7 separate regions of the Mus musculus genome follow, and regions 1, 2, 4, 5, 6 and 7 are each linked to region 3. The links are chromatin loops, found by intact Hi-C in ENCODE. Cell type or tissue: left cerebral cortex. All regions are shown on one strand.

Region 1 (4,000 bases), 570 kb after region 3:
TTCAGTCAACATTTTCTTGTGGCATGATTTAAGGCAAGAGCTAAGGAAGAGGGCTTGGGCAGGTGTTCTGTCAAAGCAGAGGAGATGAACATGCAGATGTAAATAGTAGTATCCTATTACAACTACAATCCTAGCACATAGGAGGTGAAGGAAGGATGATCTGAGTTCAACCCTAGGTTGTGTGGGAATGTCTAAAAAGAAACTAACTAACTAAAAAAAAAAAAAAAAGAAAAGAAAAGGAAAGAAATGGTAGTAAGCTCAGAATTGCTGGCTCACAGGAGGGAGAAAGGAGAGGCGTGGAATCCCTCTGAAAGCCTTTTTTAACAGGCACCACCAGAAACTTACAGAGAACCTAAGTGGAAGAGCAACTGGAGGGTGAATAGTGGTGTAAATTCAAAGCAGAAGAAGTTGAGGGCTAAACTGGGGGGACAGAAATGGAGGAAAAAAAGTAGTGAGGTCTTCCTATGAAATATGGCATATGACTGTACAGAGAAGACACACCAAATTAAAAAAGATAAATAACTGGAGTTTCTAGATTTCTATAAATAAGCAGTGACATTTAAAAATAAGGAGACCCTGAAGCTGGAAAAGTGGCTGAGAGGTTAAGAATACCTGTTGCTCCTGCAGAGAACCCCAAATCGGTCCCCAGTACTCATATGGTAGCTCACAATCATTCATAACTGCAGTTTCAGGTGACCTCCAAGGACACCAGGCAAGAAAGAGATGCGCGCGCGCACACACACACATACATACACACACACACACACACACACAGGTGCGTGCAATACACACACATACACAAAATAGACTTAAAAAGAAAGACACACACACAGCTGGGATGGGGAACCAGGGTGACAGACTGTGTAAGACACATTTTGTTAAACTGAGTGTGTATGGGACCTCCATATGGAAGACTGAAAGGTAAAGCCTCAGACACACCAGCTTTATGCCAACGCTTTTCCTAAAGTTATTCCTGATCCTAGTCTAATTTACCTTTAACTAAAGTGGTGCGTGCAGCTGATCAAGGAGAGGAAAACCATGCCTCCCTCCTAAAGGGCCTTTAACTAACTAGATGGCCACGTCAGCTCGGGCTCACTCGGCCCCTATTAATCTTTCCATCCTGGAACTCCTCCTTCCAGCAATGCAATGCAACCCTGGGTACCTAGCCTCCTCCAGCCATAACCGGGCGTCCCCCGCAAGCCCCCAGCCACTTACCTCTGCCGAACAGTGGATCCCGCAGCCCGTGCGGCCACCGCTTTGCTGGGAGAGCGGCCAGAGGAGCCCACGTTGGTGCCACTGGGCGTTGGACCCGGCTGCAGAGGGAAGCAGACAAACAGTGAACATCGCGGGTCAAATCCTCTTCACACCCCCGACCCCACACCCACCCGAGAAGCTGGGAAGAGCAATGAGGTCCCAGAAAGGAAGACCAAGATAGGGGCTAGTGCACCCCATGGAAGCGGGGACCGCGCACCATGCTGATGCCTAAGAACGGTGGGCACAGGAGGCAGGAAGAGGGAAGTCGTGAAGTTGCCGAGCACTCAGAACTCTCGTAGATACAGGCTCTGGCACCGCCCCCCGGCCGGCTGGCAGGGCCTTCGCAGACTCTTGGATGACTGGGCTGTCCTGAGATATGCCTGTAAAGATTACGCCGACAACAACTGGGCCGTGTGAAAGTACAGCCCTTTCGCTTCTTTTATGTAATTTATTTAGCGTGCTTAATATGGTCAAACATCACCAAATTGCAAGCTTTGGACAGGTCCACATGAGAAATTGAGTCAGGCATTTTCTTAGCGCCCACAAGCTTATCGCTGATGTGGCCTAAACTAACGCAGGCGTAGTTGCGCTGGCTCGGCTTTCAGTAGCCAGAGGGGGCCAGGGGCGGAGCTTGCAGGAGCTTGCAGAAGCTCGCGCGGAGAGCGCAAGCGCGGCTCATCTACCATGGCCGAAAACCTGTACCGAGCCCGTTCCCGGGTTTACAGCCCATCTGTGCTGTTTCTGCACCCAGACATGGGTATAGGCGGAGCCGAGCGCCTAGTGCTGGACGCGGCGCTGGCGCTGCAGGAGTACGGCTGTGATGTGAAGATATGGACCGCGCACTACGACCCGAACCACTGCTTCATCGAGACCCGCGAGCTCTCGGTGCAATGCGCAGGGGACTGGCTGCCTCGCAGCCTGGGCTGGGGCGGCCGCGGCGCCGCCATCTGCTCCTACGTGCGCATGGTCTTTCTGGCGCTCTACGTGCTGTTTCTCTCCGGCGAGGAGTTCGACGTGGTGGTGTGCGACCAGGTGAGGCCGCCACCAATTCTTGGCTGGGGGGGGGGGGGGGGGGCGGCGCCGAGAGGGGGGGAGGGACCGCTGTTCTAGGTTTTTAGGAACTGTCCAGCAGGAGTCCCCAGGGAGAGAACGGCCACCAATTTTAGTATGGATAGACCCTTTAAAATGGCAGATCTCAGGGACATCTCTCCCCCGCCCCCTTCCTTTCGTTGAAGATCCTTGAGGTAGGGCTTATGTGTCTGCATTTTAAATGTTTAGCCTTGGGACTAAAATGATTGGATCCAGGTGGTTGCTGGCATTAAAAGACGACTTCCGGCCACACCTTGTATGTGACTCAATTTACTCTTCTTTCTTCTCCGTTATTCCTTTGTCTCTGCTTTCAGGTCCCATCCATCCCACCCTTCCAGTCTTTCTAATACTGCCATTCCAGTACTTAGCAGTGCCACGGATTAAAGTCAAGCTAAACATATCGTTTCCCCATTAGGGTCCCCATTGGTCTTTGGAGAAAAATCCAGTTATTTTGTCTATACAAGTGTCTGAGCTTGCATATCAAAACCAGAGGTCAGCTAATATTCACCTGAACATTGGAGTCAGGCTCTCTCACTGAACCTGGAACTGAAAGATTGAGCTAGACTTTTGGACAGGTGTGCACTGCCATACCCAACATTCCTGGAGCCAACCCTCAGTCCTCAGTGTTTTTTTTTTTTTAATTAAGAAGTAACATTTACTCAGGAGTAAAAGTTCAAATAGGAAGTATAATGTAAAAATTCCCTGTCCCCATCCTTGAGAGGGCGAGCCATTGTCAACAGTGTCTTCTGCATCCTTCCAGAAGTGATGTGTGGCCCTGGTAGTATATGTGTCTGTTTCCTGCTACATCTTATATGTACACAGCTGGGATCCAGTTTACCTGCTGTTGGACTTTTTGCTTTTGTTCTGCAAAAATTTGAAACATCTTGCTTATTGATATTCAAGATCCACATCAGTCTCTTCAGTGACTGGAAAGTCCCCTGTCCTGTAAATATTTCAGTCTTCCCTAAAAGACACTAACATTGCTGTGTGTGTGTGTGTGTGTGTGTGTGTGTGTGATCCTAGGTGTGACACTAGATATGACATCCTAATACTGCATTTATTTCACTTCTTACAGTCCTCTGAGGAATCTCCTGATAGTCATGGTCATTGTAAATGTCAGTAACAGTTTCCAGCCTTTACTTACAATGATGTCACCTTATTCTTCCAAGGTCTATACTTGGCTACCCAGTGCTCTTATCTAAGCTGACATGTGGAAATAGCCACAGTTGCTCCAGGGAATCTTTAATTATGATCCTGAGTTGCACTGAACCACCCTGAGGAAGCCGTATGTTCATGGTTAATGCAGACATTTACCCAGGTCCTATGGATTCAGTAATACCAGGCAGCTAGTCAACCAGGAAAAGGCTTATGGCCAAGGAGGTTAAGGCGACCAGTCACTTATCTACTGTTTTACCTTGGTTAGGTGTCTGCCTGTATCCCGGTGTTCAAACTGGCCAGACGGCGTAAGAGGGTCCTATTTTACTGTCACTTCCCAGATCTGCTGCTTACTCAGAGAAATTCAGCTCTGAAGAAGTTCTACAGGGCCCCCATCGACTGGATCGAGGAATACACCACAGGCATGGCAGACCGCATCTTGGTCAACAGCCAGTACACTGCTTCCGTCTTTAAAGAAACCTTCAAGACCCTGTCTCACAGA
Region 2 (4,000 bases), 76 kb before region 3:
AGAACTGGTGCAGAAGTCACAGAGGTACAGAAAATAATAAGGACAACACAAAACCTTCTAATGGCCAAAGTGAGAACAATTTGATATATTAAGTACATAATAACAGCAAAATAATCATATGAGATTTTGTTTTTTTTTTTTATTTTTCCAAGACAGGCTTTCTCTGTGTAGCCTTGGCTGTCCTGGAACTCACTCTGTAGACCAGGCTGGCCTTGAACTCAGAGAACCACCTGCCTCTGCCTTCTGAGTGCTGGGATTAAAGGCGTGGGTCATCAGTACCCAGCAATCATAGGAGTTTATGTTGACACAAAATAGTGAATACAGATAAAGAAACCAGATGGAAAGTGCCTCCTTAGAGCAGAAGTCAATAAAGGAGGGAAATTGAGGGCTGTTACAGTATCAAAGTAATAAATAGTACTTGGGGAATAACTGGACTACTAATTGCTATAGAGAATCTCCCAGATACCAAATTTAACTAAGTCATCTGATTGTGTCAACACACAAGCAGTAGGTCCCATCTGGAAGGTCCATGGAGGCATAAACTGAAAAGGGTACTTATACCTTGTGGTATTCTTAACAGAAATGCAACACAATCTAGTCCCAACTAACTATAGACAAACTCCTACTTGAAAGGCATTACCAACATTCCTGACTCTTCAAAGCACACAAAGTCATGATACTGCTACAGATTGGAAAAGGTAATGTCGCCAGGCCCATCAAGAGTAAGGCTGCTTACTAGATACCATTGTAGAATACAGAAGGGACTCTAATAAAAAGAATGGAATCCCAAGAGACCCAGTTAACCAGATAGTAATCTCTTGCTCTCTGTGACTGTATTAAGGATGGTATGTAAAATACTAACACAAGGGCGCTGTAGTGTTCTGTACTATGTGTACGAGTTTTCTTTCTCTCTTTTTTGTTTTTCTAAGACAGGGTTTCTCTGTGTAGGGCTGTCCTGGAATTCAGTCTGTAGACTAAGCTAGCCTTGAAGTCAAGAGATCCTCCTGCCTCTGCCTCCTAATGCTGGGATTAAAGGCATGGGCCACCAAGGCCTCCAGCAACTTCTGCAACTTTTCAATAATTGCAAATGACTCCAAATTTTTTTGTCTGGTGTTTGTGCATGTATAATAATTGCTGTTTCATGGATGAAAGAACGTGTAGAAGACAGGCCTGCAGTCATTTTCCAAGCACACACATTTGCAGTGAGAGGTGTCAAGTGCTTTTTATAAACTTAATCTCTTGGTACTTGCAACTAAGATGATATGGGTACCATGATACTAGGGTTCCACAAGAAGAAAAAGTACCCAAAGGTGAAGTAAATTACTCAAGAGTTATTTAAAAGCGAAAGAGCCCCTTTCCAGGAAAAAGGTCCCAAACTGCTGATAACACTATCTCCCAAGGAAATGCGTCCCCTTGGGCATGTGGGTGGTACAAGGAGAGTAAGTGCTGGCTCGGTCCCCGCAGCTGCGGCCTCTCCGCGTCCTGCTTGGGCACCGGTGTCGCGTCGTCCCTCACGGAGTCACCAGGACGCACCCAGGCCACACCAACGACCCCAGCGGCGCGGCTGGCCCGGCGACCCAGGGCCCGAAGCAGCTCTTCACAGCGACCCGGGAGGGCATAGCGCAGTGGGGCCTCGGCCTCCCCGCTCCCGCAGGGACAGCTACTCCAAAACTGAAAACAGAGAGGCTTGGCCACTTCTGGTCGCGGCCCCGGCGCTCACACTGACCCGAGGCCGGGCTTGGTGACCGGCGCCTCTCCCTTGCGTCCACAGCCCGGCCCGCGGTGACACATCGCAGCCCAGCGACCCCGTGGCGGCAGCCCGGCAGCCCCTTACCTCCCGCCTAGGCGCTCGAGGCCGTCGATACACACTGCGCAGACGCGAGAGGGGCGGGGCGTCTCCAGGGGCGGGATATGTGGCCCCGCCCCCTACCCGGCCAGTGGGCGTGGAGGTAATATAGTGTGCCAACCACTGGATGAACAATTCCAAGTGTTTTATGGGTCGTCTTGTGTACTGTATCTAAGACAATTTACACTTGGATAACCTTCTACATGTTACAGTTTTCCTGCACATTGTGTTCCTTGAATTTTGTTGGCGAGGACGGCCTTGTGCCCCTAGCTCTTTAGGTGTGTAAAAACTGAAGCTCGGAACCCAGTGCCATCCTTCCCCGCCCCGCCCCGCCCCGCCTCCCAGAGCCCCTGAGTGACTGGCTAGGAGTATCTGAATAGCCACAGGCACAAATGAAAGAAGGCATAAACTTTTTTGTCCAGAGCCTGCTGCAGTGCTTTGGGCGTCTGTCCTTATTAAAATGATACCTGGTCACTTTGAGGCTCAGCACAGATAGGAAGTGACTCACTCCAGTTCAGCCCGTTTGTGACAGCGCTGTACTCACAGCTGGTTTTCCTAATTTCTTCTCAAGTAGTTCCAGTTGGACCAGCTGCTGCTAGAACAAGCTTTGAAGTGTGTGCAGGTCATTGATTCTCCTCTCTGAATGTTCTGACCTCAAGACCTAGCCAACTAAAATATATATATGACTATTCAGGTCTTTGCTTGAAATGGATCTTCTGATGATGAAGTTTTCAACAGTCTTAAGAACATTTCCTGTTAGCTGTAAGGAAACTCAGTTCTTAGGATCTGCAGGTAGAAAGGAAGTAGAGGGGGAATTTTAGCCCACAGATTAGGGGCTTAAGAAAGTCTTGAAAGGCAATTTTTAAAATAAAGCTCATTATTAATTAAGCTATTTGAATTTTCTTTGGGGTATACTGGATGTTAGTGTTTATGGTACCCTTAGTTCATAGATTGAGGCATATCTATCAAATTTTCATCCCAAGGAGAAAAATAAAGGTATTAGGTAATGCCATAGGATGGATGGTAAAATGCCAAAGTCAGTTAAACAAGCAATAGGGAATCATTTAATTGGTAAAGTGCCTGCTTCACAATGAAGACCTGAGTTTGGACACCCAGCACCCACATACAAAACCAAGCTCTGTGGTATATGTTTATGATCCTAATACTATCTAAATAGACAAAAGGATCCATGAGCTTGCTGCCCAGCTGGTCTTGTTGAATTGGTAACCTCCAGGCTCACTGAGAGATGATGTGTGTTCTCTCTCTCTCTCTCTCTCTCTCTCTCTCTCTCTCACACACACACACACACACACACACACCGAATCCATTAAACAAGACCTTTTGAAGTAAAGATAACTAGTGTTAAGTTTTGAAAAAGTACAACAGGGAGCTGTGGCACTCTGGAATTGACTTTGGCCTTCCAGGTGGTTGTATGATGTTTGCTGTAACTTAGGTGTGTCATGTAGAGAGATAATGATATTTAATCTAACAGTTTGGCTAGCCTCACTTACAATCTACAATACTTAATTGAATCTTTCAATATTTAGACATAAGGGGTGTGACCATTCTCTGTGCTCTTGCCTTAAGCCATAAAGTTATTAGGATAATAAGATCTGCTGCCACGAGACAAAGTTTTCTTGATATCTTAACTTAACCCAGTAGATCCAAAGAAAACAAAACAGTAAGGAGAATACATCTTGGAAAAAACAAAAACAAAAAAGAAATTATTACCTGGTAACATGATTGCTTTCATGGAGAGCCTGTAGATATGAATTCAAACAACTTCAAGGTGGTTAAAGAGATGGCTCTTCTAAATGATAATCACAAGGTTAGAAATGTAGCAGGAAAGTGAACACTGAGAAAAATGTGTGATTGTATCTATGAGAAGGTAGAGGAGCTATAAAAAGAGTGGAGTAGCCCCAGAAAGGTTGGGTTTGGGGAGGAGAGGCTTAAAAGGAGTGTCAAGTATCAACAATCTCAAAGACAAAAAACGCAGGATTACCTCATTAGATGCAGAAAAGGCCATTGACAAAATTCATCACCCCTTCATGGTAAAAGTCCTGGAGAGATCGGGGATGCAAGAGACATACCTCAATAAAATGAAGGGAGTTTACAGCAAGCCCATAGCCAGGATCAACTTAAATGGACAGAAAC
Region 3 (4,000 bases):
CAACAGCTAACCGCTTGTCTAACAGGCACATTAATCTAAGTATTTTCTCGTGAAGGGGGTGGGGAGAAGAGAAGAGAGAAATTTCAAAACAGATGAAGTCTCTCTGCCAGTTTGCCTAGGCTGGACCCCAAAGCAACTGGTTTAGGGGTGCTTGCCATAACCACAGAGGTTGAAGTAGGTGAGAAGGCCCTGAGAGTCACTGTCTCTTGTGGATGACTTTTCTAATAATTTTCCTTTTTTATGGCTAAGTCAAAGTGGTAACATGGGGAGTTTCTGGTGGTTGGTTTTTCCGAGTCAAACCCAGGTGCTTCACTTCTTCTTGGAGGGTGGGGTGTGAAGGTGTGACTAGCAGAAAAGTGGCTGCTTCACATTTCCCTTGACATCTTTCTCTTACCCACATTTCCAAAGCTGATTGAGTCATGCGTGTATGGGATGAGATCTTGACGTGAAAAAAGGTGCTGAGGGCCTGTTGGAAGAAGCAGCATTGAGGAGTGGCCAGTTCATGCCTGCCTTCTCCAGTGAGGCCTCCTGAGCTAGCTTGGAGTTAAAGGATTAAAAGGAGCTTGGTGTCTAGTTCTTAGGATGAAATGGAAGCTGTTTAAAAGAAGGGACACACAGCCTGGCCTTTTCATTTCCCTCCCTTGCATCTCTAAGAATCCCTCGGAATCACCTGCCATTCTGTCCTCTCCCTATTGCTCTTTGTCTTTCTGAAGTCTCCAGCAGGAGAGTGACTCTATCTGTGTATCTTTGGTGCCTACCCAGGCCCACCTCTTCTACCTTTACCAAATTTGTAAAGAGGTTGTGTAAACTAAATCTGAGGCCTTTATACTTACTTCTGTTTGTAGCTCACATGGGTTTCCCTTGCCTCTGAGCCTCAATCATCCAAACTCCTGCCTCACAAATCGTTTGGGTTTTAGATCAATAAAAATGTTCCCTATCTCCCCAAGTGATCCCTTAAATGAATATATTGAGTATAAAAGGACAAAAACAAAGCCATTAAAAACAGCATATCCTGATCTCTTGGAATATATGCTTTTCTTCTTAGGAAACATACTTTTGAGAAATGCTTCGTATAATTTCTCTGCTCTGCTTGGTAGTAGCATAGGGTGTGGTATACAGCGGAGCTTCGTGCCAAGAAGCCACCTGTGCTGTGAAATGTAGGGCCAGGAGCCCTACATGCTGGTACTGGGCAGGTTGACCAGACTGCCCGCTGGTTGTTGGTTTCTCCACCCATTTCCCTTGCTCGGGAGGATAAAGGGTTTCAGACCTACCTGGAGGGTATCTTGCGCGCTGAATGGTGGGGCTGGGGGTCTCTCCAGCGGAGGCTGAGAGTGTAGGAGGCGGGGACGTCGGGATAGGCGAAGCAGCAGCCGCTGTGCTGGCCCGCTCTGCTGAGGGTCCAGGCTCAGCGCCCGGGCTTGTCGGGCTGCGCTCTCCCGCAGTGGGCTCTGCAGGCACCGAGAAAGGGAACAGAGATTGCGGTAAGATTAAGCTGGGTCCTCTTTCCCAGGACTGGGTGAATGGGGTGGGGGTGGGGGACCTGTAGAAACACTAGATAATTACAAAGAATTGTCATAAGGTTAAGTGAAAGTGCTTAGGGCTCACGGAGCTACTGGGCAAGAAGCATCACACCGTCGTAGGAAGCTAAGGGAAGGTTGCTGGCACCCAGTAAGCTCACAGCCCTTTCTTTTGTGGTACACGATCTGATGCTAAAATCCCCCCCATGGTCGTCGCCAAGAAATTGATCTTTTCTACACCCACTGTTGGTTCCCAGCTTGCGAAGTCAGGAAGACCGAAGGGGGGCACTTGAGGAACGAATAGAAGTCCGAATAAGGGGGTGGTGGTGGCGTCAGGGAGTATACTGAAGAAAATAGCCATTTTTCAACTCCGACGGCCTCCACTCCTCAAACACAAATTTTACACGCCGCATAGGAAATGCACAAGGTCCGGAACGAATGCATGAATGCCCGGAGGAATTAAGAAAGTCTGCGCTTTTCATTCTAAATGCTAATGGATCTTCCCTTCTATTAGTCGAGAGTTTCGAGGGCCAGGGGTCAAGCAAACAAAAGGGCACAGAGGAAAGGCCTGTGCTGGGAGCCGTGCGCTCCGCAGACAGCTTTGGCTGCTGCTACGACGGACCGAGGGAGGTCCCCTGCACTCAGCGGGCGGTGTCCCCGAGGGTGGGCGGCTTCAAGGCTCAGGGCCACCCGGTGGCTCAGAGGGGGTACATTCCGGAGGGCGCTCAGAGCGGCTCCCAGGCGAAAGTCCCGGTGCACAGCCTAGTGAAACTTTGTGGTTGGAAGCTCAGCTTGACTGGCAGGGAGGAGAGCTCCAGCTGCCCCTAACTTCGGCTTATAGCGCCCCCCTTTGTTCGGGGTGGGCACACCTCAAAGGTTAGGAACCTGCCCCCTCCCCCTTGGAGGGGAACCCAACCCCCAAACTAACCAAAAGATCTCTGGTGAACGCTGGAGCCAAGGGGTAAGTTTCATCTCCTGCCACTCCGGCGCCCAGAGTTTGCTTGTAGAGAGAAAGAGACCCGGGTTTCCCAGGTCTAGGAAATTCTCGATGGCCAGGAAATGGGGGATTCCCTTGCCATCCCCAACCAAGGTACCCCGACGGAAACCTTGCGCTCGCTGAAGCGTTGGCACGAGTGGATCTTTCCACAGCTGTAGCATGTGCTTCTCATCCTCCTCCTCTCGCATCTTCAAAGGGGGGGGGGGTTCCTCCAGCAACCCCACCCCCTATTCTACTGGGTTTCCTATGCCCACTCTCTCTGGGAGCCTTTCAAGAGTAGTTTTTCTCTAAGGGGCAGCCTCTGAACTCGGTTGGGCGGGGGTCGCGCCTCCCCAGGGAAGGGGTTCCTCTCAGAGGCCGGCACACCGCCCATCGTCCAGCCCAGCCCAGCACCCCATCGGCCGCCCCCCACCCCCATTGGCCGGTTACCTAGGTAAAGCCTCTGCGCCTGGAAACACGTTCTGTCGCTCCGGCTCGTGGCCGCTGGGGCCCGGAGCACAGAGCCTCGGGGTTGTAAATTAGGAAGAAATAACTACCTCTGTCAAAGCCCCTTTCTTTCTCCGGGGCAGACGAAGGGAACACCCCCGTGTTCCTCTCCCCGTGGTGAAGTGTGTGGAGGAAACCGTGAAACACACCATTGTGACCTGGGCTCCTCCGCGGAGTTTCCAATCGGGGAGCGGGGGCGGAGGTTGGGCGGGGGCAAGAGAGGTGGAGGAGAGACCGGCAGAAAGGGAAAGACAGAGATTCTCAGAAAGACCGAGGGAGCTTAGGCAAACCCCGGGGGGGGGGAGAGAATTTCTGTGAGCGAGTGCTGGGTCCGGGATTTGGGGGTGGGTGGGGGGTGCCTGTGGAGGGAGGGAGTGGTGCCACCCCCACCCCCGGCAGTCTTTGGCGTTATGTGTATCTTGCTGGGTTAAAACAACTCCAATAAAGTAATTTCATTCATTGTGTTCAGTATGCGCGTTGGGCAGCTTTTCTTTCTCCAACTTGGTTCTATAAGAAACATTTCCCGATTGTTGGCAAAGGAGCTCCAGAATTGGAACAGCGGAGGAATGGCCGAACCGAACCCTGTAACCTCTCTCCCAGCCCTCCCAGGCCCTAGGATAAGCAGCTCCAGAGCACTATTGACCACAGTCCCCGCGGCTCTTCCCTCGGGAGAAGCCGGGCACATAAACAAAAGGCCAGCTCCAAGAACGTTCTTGGAAATCAAGGGACCAATGCTCATGAGCTCCCGCATGACTGCCGGAAGCCTCCAACAGGTTCGAGAGGTGCCTTTGAAAGCCAGTCTCCGCCGGCTGCGCTCCGCTGCTCGGCTCCCCTTTTCACCATCGAGAACTTTCCTTTCTACTAAGAAGAAAACACTCGGAGCAACTTCTCCGAAAGCTCATTGAAAAGTAACACAAGCCTTTCCCACACCAGCCAAGGCCTGGAGAAGAGGGACCTGGTCCCCACGCGTGTCGGGGCGCGAGAGTCGGCAATTACACCC
Region 4 (4,000 bases), 470 kb after region 3:
TTCTGATTCTCTGAGCCAGATGTTAGGACCTTATTGATGAGGTGCCAATCACACAGCTGGGGAAAGAGAAGGTCCAATTTGTGGGCCGTGGGGTATCTTCCCAATCAAAGTCCTCCTGCTGATGGATTTCAGGGCCTGCTTCAAACTGCATGAGAAGACTCAAGCTTCCCAGAAGGAAACTTAGATTGTTTGCCCACCTTTGCTTTCTGTGTAGCCAGAAGTTGAGTCCAAAGGAGAGGGAGCATGTTGCCCAAAAACATGCAAATTGTGATAATGAAACCCATACCACTTGGCTGGAGATATGGCTCATCATAGAGGGTTTGCCATAAAGGCATGAGAACCTAAGTTTGGATGCCCATGGCCTATATAAAAAGCTAGATGGGGTTACATGCACATATATGTTACCCCAGCAGTGGCAGGGATGGGGGTGGGGGAACAGACAGATTTCTGAAGCTCATTTGCCAGCAATCTAGGCAAATCAATGAGTTTCAGGTTCATTGAGAGACTGCTTTAAAACATAAAAGTTGGGGAACAATCAAGGAAACACACACACACATTTTGCATAGATAAAGCCTGGATGGCTTCTCTTTCTTAATAATTGTCATAGAAGTATGTCACATGCATACTGGGCCCAGAAACTGACTCTTGCTCATGTACCACAGGCCAAGACAAAGACAGCGTAGATGAGTCCAGGGTGGGCATGGAGGGTAAAATGAGGAAATCATGAAAATTTATCTAATCTCAAGACCTTCATTTTGCTTTTATGTGCAGAGTGAGTGACTCAGTGCCAAGAATGGACATGTGGCTCAATGCCAGCAATGCAAAAACTCATTTTCCTCCAAATATTTCATGTGTTCTGCATCAACACAATCTCCAGCAAACATCCACTCAGGTTTGTCATCCCTTCCGTGGTGAAGAAAGAGAAATAAGACACAGCCTCCGGAGGCTCCCTGACTAGGAAGAGACGCAGATGTCCCACGGGTTGCAACCTGAGAGGACGGTGCTACATGACAGATGTATGCAGGGTGGGGATGACAGCTGAGCTAAGTGTTGAAGGATAAGTCAATTGGGAACATGGCAAGGAGACCGAGTTCAGACAGAAGAGACGCTAAATCGTGACATGAGATGGTCCGAGAAATCGTGGCCAGGGGCAATAGTATAGGTACATAAAATAAAATGTAGATTGGTTGTTTTCTTTTTCAAGAAGAGGCTATCACTGGAGAGTGGAAGAAGAATCTGTCTGGAGCAGAATTAAAGTAATAAAAGCCCAGTGTTACCATTTATGGTTGTTGATATGGGTTTCCTGTGCCAGGCTTCTGAGACACCCAGCTACCACACCATGACTAGACCGTGTCATCGCCAGAGAGTGCTGCTGAGGAAGTGTGCCCAGGAGGACAAGTTGGGACTAATGTGGACCATTGCTTCTCAGATTTTCAATCCTACTTGTTGAGACCCAGGGATGCGAAATCACGGGACCCAGCATCATAGATCCAAGTTCAAATCCACACCATGCTATCTCTTGATGGGGGTTTTCTTTTGCCATAATATTTAACAGTCCCAACATCTTCCTATAACTACCTCTGTGGTGGTTCTTGCCAAACACCCAGAACACTCTGTAAAGCTCAAGGGGCGGGGGACACTTCCCCATCCTCTGTGGTACCCCAGATACCTACATATCTTTCCTCTTGGGTGATCTCCAGGGATGTGGGCATGTCTTGCCAGTCCAGTCCATTTTTTGCACGTGGGATAGTATTCATACTGTCCCATGCCTTCCCTTCTTCCCCTTGTGCTTCTGTCCCTACACCCAAGATGAATAGCTATTTGTCAGCCTTAAAGGTCAGCCTTTCCTAAGGTGACCACTCCTCGATCACTACACCCAAAATGAATAGCTATATGTCAGCCTTAAGGGCCAGCCTTTCCTGAGGTGACCACTCCTCGCTCACACACAGTCCCTCTCTCTTCTGTCTTTTCCATGCCCTCGGGGACTTCCCTACTATCTGCCAATGATGTTAACTTATATCCCACAAAGTACTGGATTCCCAGAGCACAAAGTTGCTTGCCAATTCATCCTAGAGTGCTGAACACCAGTTGGGTCAACCAGCCTCCCAGGCAAAGAGATTCCAGGCCTGACTCTGCCATCTACTGGTTGCCAGTCCCAGGCTGCATTAAACACCAGTGACCATGCCAAGGCCTGACACAAAGGCACTCATGACAACTTTCTCACTGTGATGCACATCTGTCATCTTGGTCACCCATTCCCCATTGCTAGACCATGCAGAAGTGAGCAGGTGCTAGCACTGTGTGGCCGAGTGTTCCTGGTCAGTCCCATCATCCCTTACAGTCCAGCCATCTCCTTTCCAACTTCCAGAAAGTCGCCACCATGCATAGTGAGTGAAGCACACCCTGCCCCGTTTCTAGCACATTATTTTTGCCCCTCTTATTATAGCTCTCTGGCTATTTCAATGAGATTTTTGCATGGGAGTGGAATAAAATGCATATATTCATATTTTTGTCTTGGGCATCATCAAAGTATTGAAGCAGATAGGTTATTTTAAGAGGCATTTCTGACTGAAGGATATTCTGACTTCTTTTGGATATTCTGGCTCACTCTTCAATTACTGGATTTGAATCCTGACTCCTCCACCTCATACCAATTACATAACGTCTCTGAGTCAGTTATCTCATCTGTAAAATGGGAATAGTGCCGCCTATTATGACATGTTCCACCAAAGCCTGTTAGGTCCCAGCTGGTGGCACTATTTGGGAAGGTTCTGGAAGGTCTTAGGTTTGGGAGGCAGGCCTCCTTGGAAGTAAAAGATCAACAAACAGGTCTTGGCCACTTCTATAGTCTCCTTGCTCTGCTTCCTGGCCACCAAGACGGGAAATGCTTTGCTCTGCTATGGCCTCCTCACCTATGAAACCAGGAGTCAATATAAATCTTTCCTGCCCATACATCTTTTTATGTCAGGTATTAGGCCACAAAGACACAAAAGTGATGTATCCCTATTTACACAGGGGGTTGTAAACTTGACAATTACCAAGTACTCATCATAGGTATTCAATTACGCACTGTCTTCCTGTGTTTAGGTTTAAGTGTTCTTTACATATATTGGTATTTTCCCCCTTCTATAATATCATCTAAATCTGGGGGAGATAAACTCTGTCAAAACTCCATGTGACCCAGAAATGAACCAAGTAAACTAACACTGAGAAGGCTTTTTTAGACAGAAAACTATGCATTGCATAGAGCTCAGCCTCACTGAGTTATTTGGGGACACATTGTAACAGGTTGTGATGCAAACCTGATACAATCTCCACTTTTCTGGTATCCTTTCCCCTAGAGTGTCTGTACTGAACCTCTTAACTCAAACATCAGCTTGTAGTTTTTTTAGGCAAAAAAATCTCAGGCAGAACTCAAAACTCCCAAGTCCCAGCCACCATGCCCAAAATGATAATCCCTTGAGAATGTTAATTGAATGCTATAATTATAGACTATGCATAATAGGCATTTTGCACTGATGTTGTACACTGCCAAGAAAATATTTACTTGGCTAACTCAAGTCCATGACCAAGTCTATTTTTTTCACAGCAGAAATAATGCTCTCGTTTGGCACCACCAGACGCACCCGTGGGAAGTATCCTGGATGCTGCAAACATAATCAAGATGTCTCATACATGTGCCCCTTATAAGTCATATGCCTCCTTCCTTTGCAAGAATATCCCTAAGTCTTGTGTGGGCTCTTTTTTCTTCCTTCCTCACTTTTCAAGAAATTAGCTGCTTGTTGGAGATCCGTTGAGGACAAACAGGAGAGGCTGGAAGTTGGGGCTCAGGCTTCTTGTCTCAAAGCCACTTTCACCAAATCGATCCTTGCTCTTGCTATTCATTTCCCTGTGGCTTTTGGTCCATGCCATTCAGTGAAGCATTTCAAAAGCATAGGCTGTGTGGCGTTTAGTTTCTTGTTTGTTCGTTCGTTTGTTTGCTTTGACTTGTTGTCGATGT
Region 5 (4,000 bases), 550 kb after region 3:
CCAAAATAGTTGGTCAAATTTCCCAATCTCTTACATCAAATTAGTCATCCTTTCCTCTGGAGAGTGTAACCCCAACCTGCCCAGACAGTTAGTTTTTATTTGGACTTAAAAGATGTAGAAAAGATTGAGATCAGCCATCTTGACTCAGTCTTCAGAGGGGATAGAGTACTGTTTGCTTTGGATGGGAAGGGAGTGTGGCGCAGGGTAACATGGGGGAGGCAGTGATGTGGTCATGGAATTTGTTGTGAAAAAGGAAAGTTTGAGGAAGGCAAGAGAAAAACCTACTGAGTCATAGAAGGAAGGTGTTATCAACAAAACAGTTTCAGAATGGCCTCGAGGCAGGAATCATGGGAAAGCCTTAAAATAGCCGATGATAGAACAGAATCAGACTCCTCGCTGAAAGGAAAAAGCCCACAGGCATCCACCCCCAGCTTGCCTTCTGGCTGTCACAGAGCCTCACAGAGTTCATGTCAGGATCGGTTAGGCAATTAGAAAATAGAAAAGGCCATAATTGTTGCTATAATAAATTCCCTTAGAGGTGGGGCAATGGCTCCGTGGATAAAAATGCTTGCCCCACAATAATAAGAACCTGCCTTTGTCCCCAGAAGCCTTGAAAATAGATGTGTGTGGTGGCAAGCACCTGTAATATCAGTGTGGGGAGGCAGAAACAGGAGGAACCCCAATCCCACACCACCACCGCTGTCACTGCCACTGCCACCACTGCCACCCCAGGGCTTGCTGGCCACTAAGTCTAACTGAATAGGTAGCCACAGGTCCCATGGCAGGCACTGTCTCAAAAAAAATAAAGGTAGACACTTTTGAGGAATGACACTTGAGATTGACCTCTGGCCTGTACACACACACACACACACACACACACACACACACCACAACACAAAAATAAATGTTTTTTTTTAAATAATGCTTTCCCACATTATTAATAATTCATAGAAATCCATTTAATAGCTAAATTCTATCATGTGGTCAGGTCATCGTTCAACCATTTTAGTATTTCCATAGACTGTGTACATGTGTGTCTGTGTCTGTGTCTGTGTGTATACAAGAATTCAATACTGAAGGTCTTCCTTAATCACGCTCCATTTTGGTTTTTGTGACAGTCTCTGCAGCTCGCTGATTTGGCTCCCCTGGCTAACTGGCTCTTCCTGCCTCTGCCTTACCAGCACTGGGATCACAAGCATACGCTGCCGCGCCCACCCAGCTTTTTTACATGGATTCTGGGAAATTGAATTCAGATTCTCATACTTACACAACAAGCACGTTACTGACTGAGCCGTCTCTGGCCTCGTTAACGATTTTTTATAGAATGGACACTGCTATCAGGAATCTCTTCAGTCTTGTGTCCAGCTTGGCACTCCAAATAAACAAGAAATTAGCAATCGGCTTTGTCCTGGCTCTTTCTTTCCCACTATCAAATTCCCTTCCACAATGCTTCTGATCTTTTACATTCACAACCTAAGATAAGAAGTTCGTTACGGTTCAATGTGCACAAGCCAGGCGTGGTTGTGCACATCTGTAATGCTGCACTCAAGAGGACAAAGCAAAATGATTGTGAGTTCAAGACCAGCTATGGCTACATAATGAGACCCTGTCTCAGGTAGGATAGATAGATAGATAGATAGATAGATAGATAGATAGATAGATAGAAAGATAGATAGAAAGATAGATAGAAAGATAGAAAGAAAGAATTGGTTGACTCTAATTGTAAATTCTACTGTACACTCTTTGCAGTACTTAAGCCTCAGTCCTCTCTAAAATGCATTATTGAGGACTTATTTGATACACCCTTGCCTTTAGATAGCTACTATCCAAGTCCCCACTTTATAGATGAAGATGGAGTCTCCAATAGGTTAAAACCTTGTGCAAGGACACACAAACAGTAAATGACTAAAGCAAGTTTCAAAACTGTGCAGTCCAATGCCACACCCCACCCCCTTTGCAGAAGGACAAGAACACCAGCTATTGTGCTTACAGAAAAGCAGAAAGAAACCATGAGAGAGCAAACGCACGGCCGATGAGAACAGACACAAAGCGGATTAGAAATGCTAGGAACCCTGTGAGTCGGAAAGGTAGCCATGAGATCCTAAACTGTACTTTTTCTTTTCTCCATGAGTGAGAATGACATTTGACAAAAGCCAGCAGATCACATGTTTTACAGTTAAGCCTACAACAACCCAGCTATGGACACGAGAATGGTCTGCCACAGAGGGAAGAAAGCAGGAGCCCCAGCTTCCTAAATCTGAAGAAATGAGAAGAAAAAGCCTGAAGCTACTGTTCAAAACACATAAGGTGGGTAGAACAGGGAAACACTTCTCCAGGGTTTCTGGCTAAGGATCTTCCAACGCCATGAAATGGGTGCGGTCTGCCCACAGACCACAGGACCTGGATTTTGTAGAAGACAGGTTGGCTTTTTTGCTATGTGCCACAGCGCCACCTATCAGAAGTAGTGTGAAATTGCATCATAACCACCAGGGCAGTTCTGGAGTCCTTCTGGACAGAAGACCACACCAGGCCCACACCTACCAAATGCTGACATCGCTGTGGTAAAGAAACCAGTGTCTGCCCTTGGGAAGTTCACAGTCCATCAGAAGACTGTGGAAGGCTGTACAACAGAGATCTGTGAAAGGGGGGGGGGGGGGAGGGAGGGAGTTGAAGTTGCCCTTCCCAGAGGGTTCCACAGGGGGAGCTACTCCACCCATCTCTTAAAGATGGGTAAAGATCCTAGGCCAGACTGGCTGACAGTGGCAGAGGATGAATATATGTCTCAGAGATCGGGAGGTAGGGAAAATTCTAGTACATTAAGGGGGTGGAATGCTGGACTCTGAGTCTTGCTTAGCTTTGTGTTTAAGGAGGGGACTTGTGAAGATTCAAATCCCAAATTGGGAGTGTCCACACTAGAGTCCATGTCTCCCGATTCTCAGTGAACCAGGGAAGCGCAAGGCCAGCCCACTCCCGAGGCTGTGCCCTCAGAAGACCTAATGTCAGTCCAGACCATCTCCACACGTTTCTAGAAGACCCTTGCGAAGCACCTGACCTTTCTGCATGTCAGATTATCTATCTATAAACAGGAGTAATAATAATGATAAATGCTCAGCCCAACGCCGAGTCGATACTTAATACCCAATAATCAGATTTTAAAGATGATACTTTTTAAATATTGACATTTTAATATTATAATATTATTGGCATGTGTCTCAAACTACCGTTACAGTAGCCCCATTGTCTGAAGAATTTTGGTTTTTTTTTTGTTGTTGTTGTTGTTTTTCTTTCTCAGTTACCTGTACAGAGGTCACATGGAAAATTCAAGAAATGACTCATACACTTTCAGTTGTGTGGCTTTCTGAGGAGGAGAATGAAATCTCATGCCAGTGCACTTGTCCCATTGGAGGTGGGGATGGTTGCTGTGTGCTGGGCGCCCATACTGTGTATGCTACTGTGAAAGGCTTCCTGGTGAGCCGCCTCCTCCTACCTTGCATTGGGCAGGAAGTCATCTAGTCCTCTGCACCGCCCTGTGCTTTAGGCTTCTAATTGGGCTCTGCTTTTGAGGGAAACACAATTTGCTAGGTCATCTGGGACGACAGCTGTCTGTGTTTATAAATCCCAAGGTCATGATCAGCACTCAAAGAAGTCAGGATCCAAATCACACAGCCTTGTTTTTCAGCGTAATTCATTAGATTTTACCTGGAAACTTGAGAGAGCAGCTGGGATGCTCGCACCAGCCTGAACGCAGGGGATGGGGCCAGAGGAACCAAAGGCAGTGCTATGCCGGCTTCGTTTTCATTCCTAGAAGATCCAAAGTGCTACCACAGACCTCCCAGAACTACAGGGCACACCAGTCCCTAACAAAGCACATCAAAGGATCACTAGGGCCAGGGAGATGATTCAGCCAATGAAGACACCCAGCACAAGACTGCTGACCTGAGTCTGTCCACACAGCACACAGAAAGGAGCAGAGAAGGACTGCACAAGGTTGTCCGTTTCA
Region 6 (4,000 bases), 160 kb before region 3:
CTTTTTCTAATGTATTTACCAGCAAAGATTTCAGTAATCTAATTTTTATTTCTGTTTTTATAACAGCGTTCTGCGCCAGACATGGTGTACTTGGGATCTATGACAAATTTTGATGTAACTTACAACTGGATTCAAGATAAATGTGTCCCTCTTGTCCGAGAAATAACATTTGAAAATGGAGAGGTATGGGCTTCCCCACGGGTAATCTTAATTCGGTTATATAAAAGAACGCATCGCTCTGTTCCCCCCTCATGCTGTTCATCAGGTACCAGTTGTGAGAGCCATCACTTGGCACAGTTGTGTCCCAGCTGGTTTCATAGAGCATCCTAACTGGCTTCCCACTTACTGTTCCAGAAGCCTTCTTATGTTTCCGGTAATGGCAATAGTTGGTAATACTCTTGACAAAGGACTTGAGAGTAATTTATGCTCAATGCTTCTAGTACCCACCCTTGGGTAAGGATCCTGTCTAAGTGGATGTCCTTTAGAAGGACAGATCTTAGTTGCAGTGGGCAATCCTTTGCCGTTAAAGGTTTGTCTGGTATTAGAAAGAAATACAAAGAAACAGTTGGATAGTTATTCTGAAGTCTTTTTAGTTTGTTCCTATTCCTAACTTTAAGAAAAGGGGCAGATAGACTCTCTGCTAGTTAGATGAATGGTGTTGGGTTGTTTTTGTGTTTCTCCAGGCCTTGTGTCTGTTTAGCTCAAAGGCTCAAGATTTGAAAGATGATGCATAATACATGTGCTTTCTCAGTTCTTGTCAGAATAGTTTCAAAAACAGAATTTAAAATTTCAGACCTGGAAAATCTTAATTCAACTCCCCCCACCCATGGAAGTTGCCACATTTAATAATTCTGTATTTTTAAATTATTATTTCTTTTATTGATTTTCTGTTTGTGGTGGGAAAAGGGCTTGCAGGTTGCTTCTCTTCTCCTGTGCTTGGAGGTGGGGGTCTCTTGTTTTTGTTTATACTATGTATTCCACACTGTTAGCCTATAAGCTCCTGCAGATTCTCCTGCCTACACGTCATGTCCCCAGGAGAGTATAGGGATTATAGATGTGTGCCACTACATCTGACTTTATGAGAATGCTAGTGATCCAACCTGCATCATCAGGGTCACACAGCAAGCACTTTTACCCACTGAGCCGTCTCCATAGCTCCACATGTAATAAGTCTTAAGATGTAGTATATGTTGGAATTAACCACCATGAATTATTTAAACCATAGGAAAGAATTTGTTTCTCTTGAGTCCGATTGTCTTAGAATTTTCCTAATACTTTATATGTACTCGGTAAGGCATTTGTTGGTGTAGACATAGACATGGAAGCCTAGGAGTCACGTTAATTACCAGTTTCCACATGCTTGATTTTGGAAAATTCATTGCTGTGTATTTCAGGTGATATATGTTTCCAAATTTGTCTGTTGTATCTTTCTTAATATCTGTATGTTCATGCATATTTGTGCTGAGTGTAATGAAGTAAAGTGACATATGCTTTTATTTTAGTTTCCTAGCTCTTGTGTTCCCTCCGTGGGAAGTGACCAGTCTTCTTTCACAGTAGTATTTATAAAGTAGCACTCTTCTCCTTGTATTTTGTCATGTGTTTGCCCGATCTTTCTGTATGGGAAATTGGGGAGCAGAACCAGGCATGAAGAGAGATTATCTGCCCTCAGGGCTTGGTGGTCAGTTTTTGACATGTCCAGAGAAAGGAACATGTGTCCAGTGCAGCCTGACGGGCACTAAGGAAAAGCCTAAGAATTCAAAGGAGAAAACTAATTTTATTTCTCTAGAAACTGGGTGGGCTGGGGCCATTGCTTTCAAGACGAGACATTGCAATCCTGAAGCAAGGGCTGAAAGGAAAGGATGTGCTAAGGAGGTGAGGACGTAAGAGAGCATTGTCACTCATCCTGGGTGTTTACAATGCCATTGGAAACCCACCTGTTAATTCTAGACTGAGCTGGGTTTGTACACAGAGCTAAGGGATCCGTCCCTATGAGCTGATAATAGAAACTGTTGCACTAGGGGAAATTACCAAGCCAGAACAGAAAAGTCCAGAGACAAAAGTATGAGGAGTGTGATCCGTAAATGAAGATTAAGAAAAAATGTAATCCTGGGCTGGAGAGATGGCTCAGCAGTTAACAGCACTGACTGCTCTTCCAGAGGGTCCTGAGTTCAATTCCCAACAACCATATGGTGGCTCACAACCATCTGTAATAGGATCTGATGCCCTCTTCTGGTGTGTCTGAACACAGCTGCAGTGTACTCATATACATTAAATAAATAATATTTTAAAAAGAAAAATAAAAATGTAATCCCAAGAGATAAAGGGCGAGGAAGAAGAAAATCTATATTGAATTACTAAAACATAAATGTAATGCCAGGAAATGGTAGCAGTGGGGGCCGTGGAAGGAGAGTGGCAGCTAATAGGTATATGGTTTATTTTTGGAGTAATGGGTGTGTTGTGGGATGAGTGATGATTTTCACACAATCTTGTGAATTTAACAGCAAATTGTACACTTAAAATGGTGGACTTTTGTGGCTGAAAGTTACCTCTCAGTTAAAAGAAGAGATAATATGATAAACTTACTTACTTATCTATATATACAAGTGAAACAAATTTAAATATGAGGTGGGAACGAAAAATAGTCTCATGTGATAGGTCTCAGTGATTTAAAAATCATTATTAGAGATAAACAGTATCTATGCTTCTTGCTCAGGCAGTTCCTAGACTGGACTCTCGGAGGGATTGCTTGTGGAAATGACTATGTGTGGAGCTTTTCTGGACTTCCTCATACAAATAAGAACATGGCATTTGTTTAGATTATTCAAATCTACTGTTTCTCTTGTTTCCTTTACTCTCAATTACAGTAAAACAGATTTTAATGGCACTTTGTTGTTTTCAAGATGCTTTGTATGTGTGCATGTTGAAAGACAGGGCAGTTAATTGTGGAGTTTTGTCTTTATCCTTAAAACACTTTTCAGCTTTGGGTAGGTCTCACATAGTGGAATGGTTTTAATACACACCTTAGAATAAGCATGAATTTGTGAATGAAATTGACTCAGTGCTCACACATTAGTGCTTGCAGTCTTCCTTGTGAGGACTGGCAATACTCCTCAGTGTTTGTCTCACTCCTGGATTGAGAACTGCCTAGTTCTTTCTTCTCTCAATGCTCTTCAAGAGACTGCCCTTGTACTCACAGATGCAGTACTGGCTAATACAGCACTTCTCAGCCTTCCTAAAGCCTGTGACCCTAATACAGTTCCTCACGTTGTGGGGACCCCCAGGCATAAAATTATTTTGTTGCTACTTCATAACTGTAATTTTGCTGCTGTTATGAATCATATTGTAAATACTGATATGCAGGGTATCTGATATATGACCCTGTGACCCGACAGGTTGAGAACACTGGGCTAACAGATTGAGCAAGGACCTTCCAGGTGAATCCATGCATGTAACAGAGCAGTACATGTGTGCTTCCTTAGTAACTGCACCTAACATGCAAAGGGTTGAACTCATTTTTTGTTGTATCTCAGTATTTTTCCCACTAGATCCTTTTTTTCTGACTGCTTGTAACTGTCAGTTGTATGAATTGAGTCCACACTTGTTCCACTTGGAAAACAGCACTGATTTTCATTGAAAACTTGTTTCCACAGGAATTGACAGAAGAAGGACTGCCTTTTCTCATACTCTTCCACATGAAGGATGATACAGAAAGTTTAGAAATATTCCAGAATGAAGTAGCCCGGCAGTTGATAAGTGAAAAAGGTAGACTGTTGAAGGTGTCTGACTTTGCCTTTCTTTCTCCTCCCTTCCTGGTCCGTGTTTGCCTTTAACACAGGCAGGATAGGAGCTCCCCGGGTACTTAGCGTGCATTAGGGAGGAAGCAGTGCGTGTGGGGTGAGGCAGGCTTTCTGTGTGCTCGCTCTGGATTTTCGAGGGAAAGACAAACTGCATGAAGAGCGGGCTTCTGGGCGAACTGTAATATTTCCTGGTACCTAAATGC
Region 7 (4,000 bases), 530 kb after region 3:
GCCTGGGTTTGTCCATTGTCAACTGTAGATAGAACCCAGGGCATCATCCATTCCTCTGACAGCCGAGCTCTACTTTCAGTCCTGCGAAGAGCCTTGTACACATACTGTTCTGTTCCTGCTCAACAAAGATGACCCACAGGGAGATATGGCCACTAAACTTAGGTCATGGATCCAGGTGACCCCGTCAAAACTCAAGGCTGCTTTCCCGATTCCTTCTGCCTGTCTGCTTCATAGGTGCTTCTGTGGTTGCAAAAAGCTACTCCCTGTGAGGGTAAAAGTTAGCACCCACTTGTTCCACTTTACCCCATAGCTTCTGAAGTTTCTGTCTGAGCCTCAGCAAGCCACAGCCAGGAGTGCGGTCTTAATGAAGAGGCTCCTCCACACACTGCCTTCTCCCTGTCCCTCAGCAAGGCAGCAGTCACCACTCCAGGAAGAAGCGACTTCTCCTAGTGCCTTCCCAGAAGCAAAGTGGATAATTAATTGCATTGAATAACACATTAAATGTACTAATAATTGGGTAGTCACGGCAAAATGATTACTTTGAAGAAATGTTACCAATTCCTTATTGTACTTAACATCTCTCCTTATTTATCATTACCATTTTAATCAATAATAGTCACAATACTAATAAATCCATCTTAATTTTAATTGTGTTCAATTGGATGTACCTGTACTGGAGTATTCTAAGCATACTTCATTATTTGGATTAATTTAAGATCACTTAAAGGCAAATTACATAGTTTGTACTTTCAAGTGGGTAGTTAATTATGACAAAGTTTCTCTGGGTTCAGCAATTTCCAGCTCCTAGCTGTATTTAGAGCCAGAGGCCTGCCCTGTTCTACAAGGCATGAGGTAGGAGATGGAGAGCAGTGGGCCGTGCTCTCAGAAGCACCTTAGATTAGTATATCCTGGCCTTTTAGAAAAGGGTTGGACTCTTGAAGTATGACTGGTAGCTTAGTGGTTCTGACTTTCTGCACTGAGTCATGAATACAGTCTTCATCTGTTTGTCCACCAGGACAGAGAGCAAGCCCTGACACCAGAATCAAGACACCCGGAGGTCAACATGAGAGTTCTAACCATGAAAGTGTCCAGAGGGCTAATAGCAGTCATCTCGGTGGCCAAAGTATTCACTATGCAGGTATGAGGACCTGAGTTCATATTCCCAGCACCCACAGAAATGCCAAGTGAGCATGGCAGTCCCCTTGTAATCCCAGCACTTCGGAGGTCAAGATGGGGCTCTCCAGAGTAAGCTGGCTAGTAGATTAGCCATACCAGAGAGGCCTGGCACCAACTGAGAGACTCTGTCTCAATGAATAGGAGGAAGAGCCCTTAAGAAAGAGTCCCAAGGTCTGCCTCAGGCCTCTATGTTTGAGTACATGTACAACTTATGTACAAACCATCACACACATAGATATCTACATAGATACAAATGTGCAGGCTTGCACACCACATACACAGACACCTGTCAAAAATAAATCAGAAAGCATCCAGAAGCACTCACAGAGCTTCTGAGAAAAGGCTAGCAGTTGCCAACAGTCAAAAGAAGCTTGGGACCAAACAAATATGGAGTACAGCCAAAAGCAGAGACAAGCTCTGCAGTTCTCCCAGACAGGTAAGGCCAGCAGGAAACAGGGAAGCAGGTAGCTTTGACAGAGAGAACCTGCAAGATGGCTTGGTACCCTGTGGGCTTTTTAGCAACAACAATGCAAGTGTCAGGAGGGAAAACCCAGAGGGAGAAGCAGGCGGAGGAAGCACTTTCCTCCAGACAGAACTTTGAGTGGCCACTCAAAGGCTAGCGATGCCAGAATGGGGGACGAGGAGAAGCCAGAAGAGAGAGCCAGGTTTAGGAGGAAGGAAGATAGGTTCACTCTGAGAGAGCAGTCAACTAGAGAATCAGCTGATAAAGCTTGGCACTGGCAAAAGGCCAGAGGAGTCACAACTGGAGAGGACAGTCTCAGTGAGCCGTTCATGGGAAGGACGTCAGCAGTCACTGAGTAGGTCTAAGCACACTGAGTGCACACTGCACCAGTGTGTTCCCAGCATAAGAAGCTTCCGAAACTTCTCCTCCTTGTCCCTGATTAGAGAAAGATCTTACAGATCAAATCATACAGAATGGAAATTACACTGTTGTACTGCAATGTCCCCCACTTTGTGAAGCCATCTTGTCACCCACAGGGGCTTTGCTTGGGACCTGTGGTTCCACAGTAAGGCCCCTGGGAGCTGTGGTTAGCAGCGGTGGTAGATGGGCCTGTGTCTCTGTGGCCAGTCTACACAGTTAGGGAACTCAAGTCCTGGCAACAGCAATAATTTACCAGGCTGGCTGTAGCATGCTCATGGCTGCCAGAAACCTAGAGTTGTAGGAAAGAGATTTAATGGGAAAGGGGCTCCACCTCCTGGTAACAGTCAAAACCAACATTTCCACAGCACTTTACAGTTTATGAATTTAGGATTACAATCATCCTTTGCTCTATATCTTCACCAGGAGGGATGATAAAGTAACCAACCAGACATTAAAAGCTATGGTGCTTACACTTCAGCTTTATGCAGTCTACTGCGAGCAATGACACAATCAAAGAGTAAAGAAATAATATATGATCCCGTTCAGTTCGGGACCTCAGGGTTAGGGCAACTGAAGGAACCTGGCCTGAACCTGGTTCAGTGCTGACCATGAAGGGACAAGGGTGCCAGCTTGTCCCCGCATAGATTCCTGGGTCTGATGTGGATTCTAAGGCCTGGAAACTAAAGCTGAACGTGATCAATTCTTTGTGAGGAATTCGAACAACTTTCCAAACAAAGGGTGTGAACTTAGCCGTACTTTTAAGTACGGATAGAAGTTTGATGGATGTCAAAGAGCCATGTGTGTCCTAGGCACCAAGAACAGCACAAGCCTCCATCTGGAATGAAAGACTATGAGACGAAGCTGAAGGCAAAGTGGGAAGACATCGAAGGGGCAAATGAGGGGCGGGAGCTGGGTGTGGTGGCACAGCCCTGTGATCCCAGCACTCTGAAAACTGAGACTGGAGGGGCTCAAGTTCTAGGTCATCCTGGGCCACTGACTCAAAACCTGGGGGGAAAGAGGCCTGAGAAGTTGATAAAGCGCTTCACCTAGAAACACAAGGACATCAGTTTGATCCTCAGAACTCTCGGTTTTTATAAGTAAACATTTAAATTTAAAAAACGAAGAGGCACAGCGTATGTGCTTGTAATCCCAGTGCTGAGAGGTGAAGACAGGTCCCTGGAGCTCACTGGGCAAACTAAACTGCTAAACTGCTTGGCAGACGCTGTCCTCTGGCCTCCACAGGCATGCGCACACACAGATGTGACCATGCACATGTGCATACACACACACACACACACTACAAGCACAGACAGACAGACAGACACACATACACTACAAACACAGACAGACAGACAGACACTACAAACACAGACAGACAGACACAGGCACACATACATACACACACTACAAACACAGACAGACAGACACAGGCACACACACACACACACACACACACACACACACACACACACACCATGCTCAGAAATCCAGCCGACTCTACATACAGTAACTCCATTCAGAGTATCCTTGTACCTCATAAACAGGACCTCAAGCAATGTACCTGGTCTCAACAGACCTCAAAGATTGTTTGCAAGCCAGATGTGACATGCTTCTGTTCTTGTCCTCATGACCAAGGACGCTGTCGTGCTCAGAAACTCTTGAATCCAACCCACAAATTATCAGCGGTTTCTGGTTTTCTTTGCATGTTGCCGGGGGGAGGGGGGGGAGGGGCTCGTATCCCCCTTCACTGTTCTGAAGCTCAGCCAAGGTTCATGTATAGGATCATAGCCTCCACTTAAGAAAAGGGAGGCCAGAACTTGGATGTATTGCTTCCCTGACCAAACAGCACAGTGAGTCCACGCTCAGAAGACATCTGACAAATCTTCCAGCCTTGTGTTGTGAAGCAAGACCCTGGCAGGCAGAGATTTGTCACAGCCTTGT

What was found. Hi-C counts contacts between places; a loop is a spot of excess contacts. Peaks named below come from ENCODE experiments on the same cell type or tissue, not always from the same donor. Only the 100,000 strongest peaks of a DNase experiment are listed, where the experiment ranks them.
Region 1: a loop joins it to region 3, with 3 times the contacts of the local background. A loop is called at or near these places in 6 of 42 quality-filtered maps.
Region 2: it touches region 3 in a loop (4-fold over the local background); 14 of 42 quality-filtered maps call a loop at or near these places.
Region 4: it touches region 3 in a loop (4-fold over the local background); 10 of 42 quality-filtered maps call a loop at or near these places.
Region 5: it touches region 3 in a loop (2.8-fold over the local background); 5 of 42 quality-filtered maps call a loop at or near these places.
Region 6: it touches region 3 in a loop (2.5-fold over the local background); 6 of 42 quality-filtered maps call a loop at or near these places.
Region 7: a loop joins it to region 3, with 4 times the contacts of the local background. A loop is called at or near these places in 4 of 42 quality-filtered maps.

The regions. Positions count from the first base shown.
Region 1 is chr4:47,472,225-47,476,224 of GRCm38, reverse strand. Alg2 (asparagine-linked glycosylation 2 (alpha-1,3-mannosyltransferase)) reads left to right here and starts at 1,858. Exons shown (of 2, transcript NM_019998.3): 1 at 1,858-2,286; 2 at 3,767-4,000. The coding sequence starts at 1,939. Sec61b (Sec61 beta subunit) reads right to left here and starts at 1,564. Exons shown (of 4, transcript NM_024171.2): 1 at 1,472-1,564; 2 at 1,216-1,313. The coding sequence starts at 1,474. In left cerebral cortex, a CTCF peak has its summit at 2,394; DNase peaks (open chromatin) are centred at 1,625 and 1,844; H3K4me3 peaks cover 2,533 bases; H3K27ac peaks cover 1,293 bases.
Region 2 is chr4:48,122,793-48,126,792 of GRCm38, reverse strand. Stx17 (syntaxin 17) reads right to left here and starts at 1,874. Exons shown (of 8, transcript NM_026343.2): 1 at 1,835-1,874. In left cerebral cortex, no CTCF peak of the experiment used is centred here; DNase peaks (open chromatin) are centred at 1,478 and 1,902; H3K4me3 peaks cover 1,399 bases; H3K27ac peaks cover 648 bases.
Region 3 is chr4:48,046,400-48,050,399 of GRCm38, reverse strand. It overlaps Nr4a3 (nuclear receptor subfamily 4, group A, member 3), which reads right to left. Exons shown (of 8, transcript NM_015743.3): 2 at 1,272-1,448. Among named protein-coding and RNA genes, the nearest start is that of Nr4a3, 3.1 kb to the right of the region's middle. In left cerebral cortex, a CTCF peak has its summit at 2,350; DNase peaks (open chromatin) are centred at 1,917, 2,324, 3,061 and 3,772; H3K4me3 peaks cover 2,775 bases; H3K27ac peaks cover 2,401 bases.
Region 4 is chr4:47,575,826-47,579,825 of GRCm38, reverse strand. No RefSeq gene overlaps it. Among named protein-coding and RNA genes, the nearest start is that of Gm32487, 25 kb to the left of the region's middle. In left cerebral cortex, a CTCF peak has its summit at 2,146 (motif pointing left); DNase peaks (open chromatin) are centred at 2,133 and 3,584.
Region 5 is chr4:47,501,312-47,505,311 of GRCm38, reverse strand. No RefSeq gene overlaps it. Among named protein-coding and RNA genes, the nearest start is that of Gm42283, 8.5 kb to the right of the region's middle. In left cerebral cortex, a CTCF peak has its summit at 2,457; DNase peaks (open chromatin) are centred at 334 and 2,422; H3K4me3 peaks cover 399 bases; H3K27ac peaks cover 241 bases.
Region 6 is chr4:48,204,880-48,208,879 of GRCm38, reverse strand. It overlaps Erp44 (endoplasmic reticulum protein 44), which reads left to right. Exons shown (of 12, transcript NM_029572.3): 8 at 67-183; 9 at 3,651-3,762. Among named protein-coding and RNA genes, the nearest start is that of Mir1958, 6.3 kb to the left of the region's middle. In left cerebral cortex, a CTCF peak has its summit at 2,237 (motif pointing left); no DNase peak of the experiment used is centred here.
Region 7 is chr4:47,520,387-47,524,386 of GRCm38, reverse strand. No RefSeq gene overlaps it. Among named protein-coding and RNA genes, the nearest start is that of Gm42283, 28 kb to the right of the region's middle. In left cerebral cortex, a CTCF peak has its summit at 2,401 (motif pointing left); a DNase peak (open chromatin) is centred at 2,365.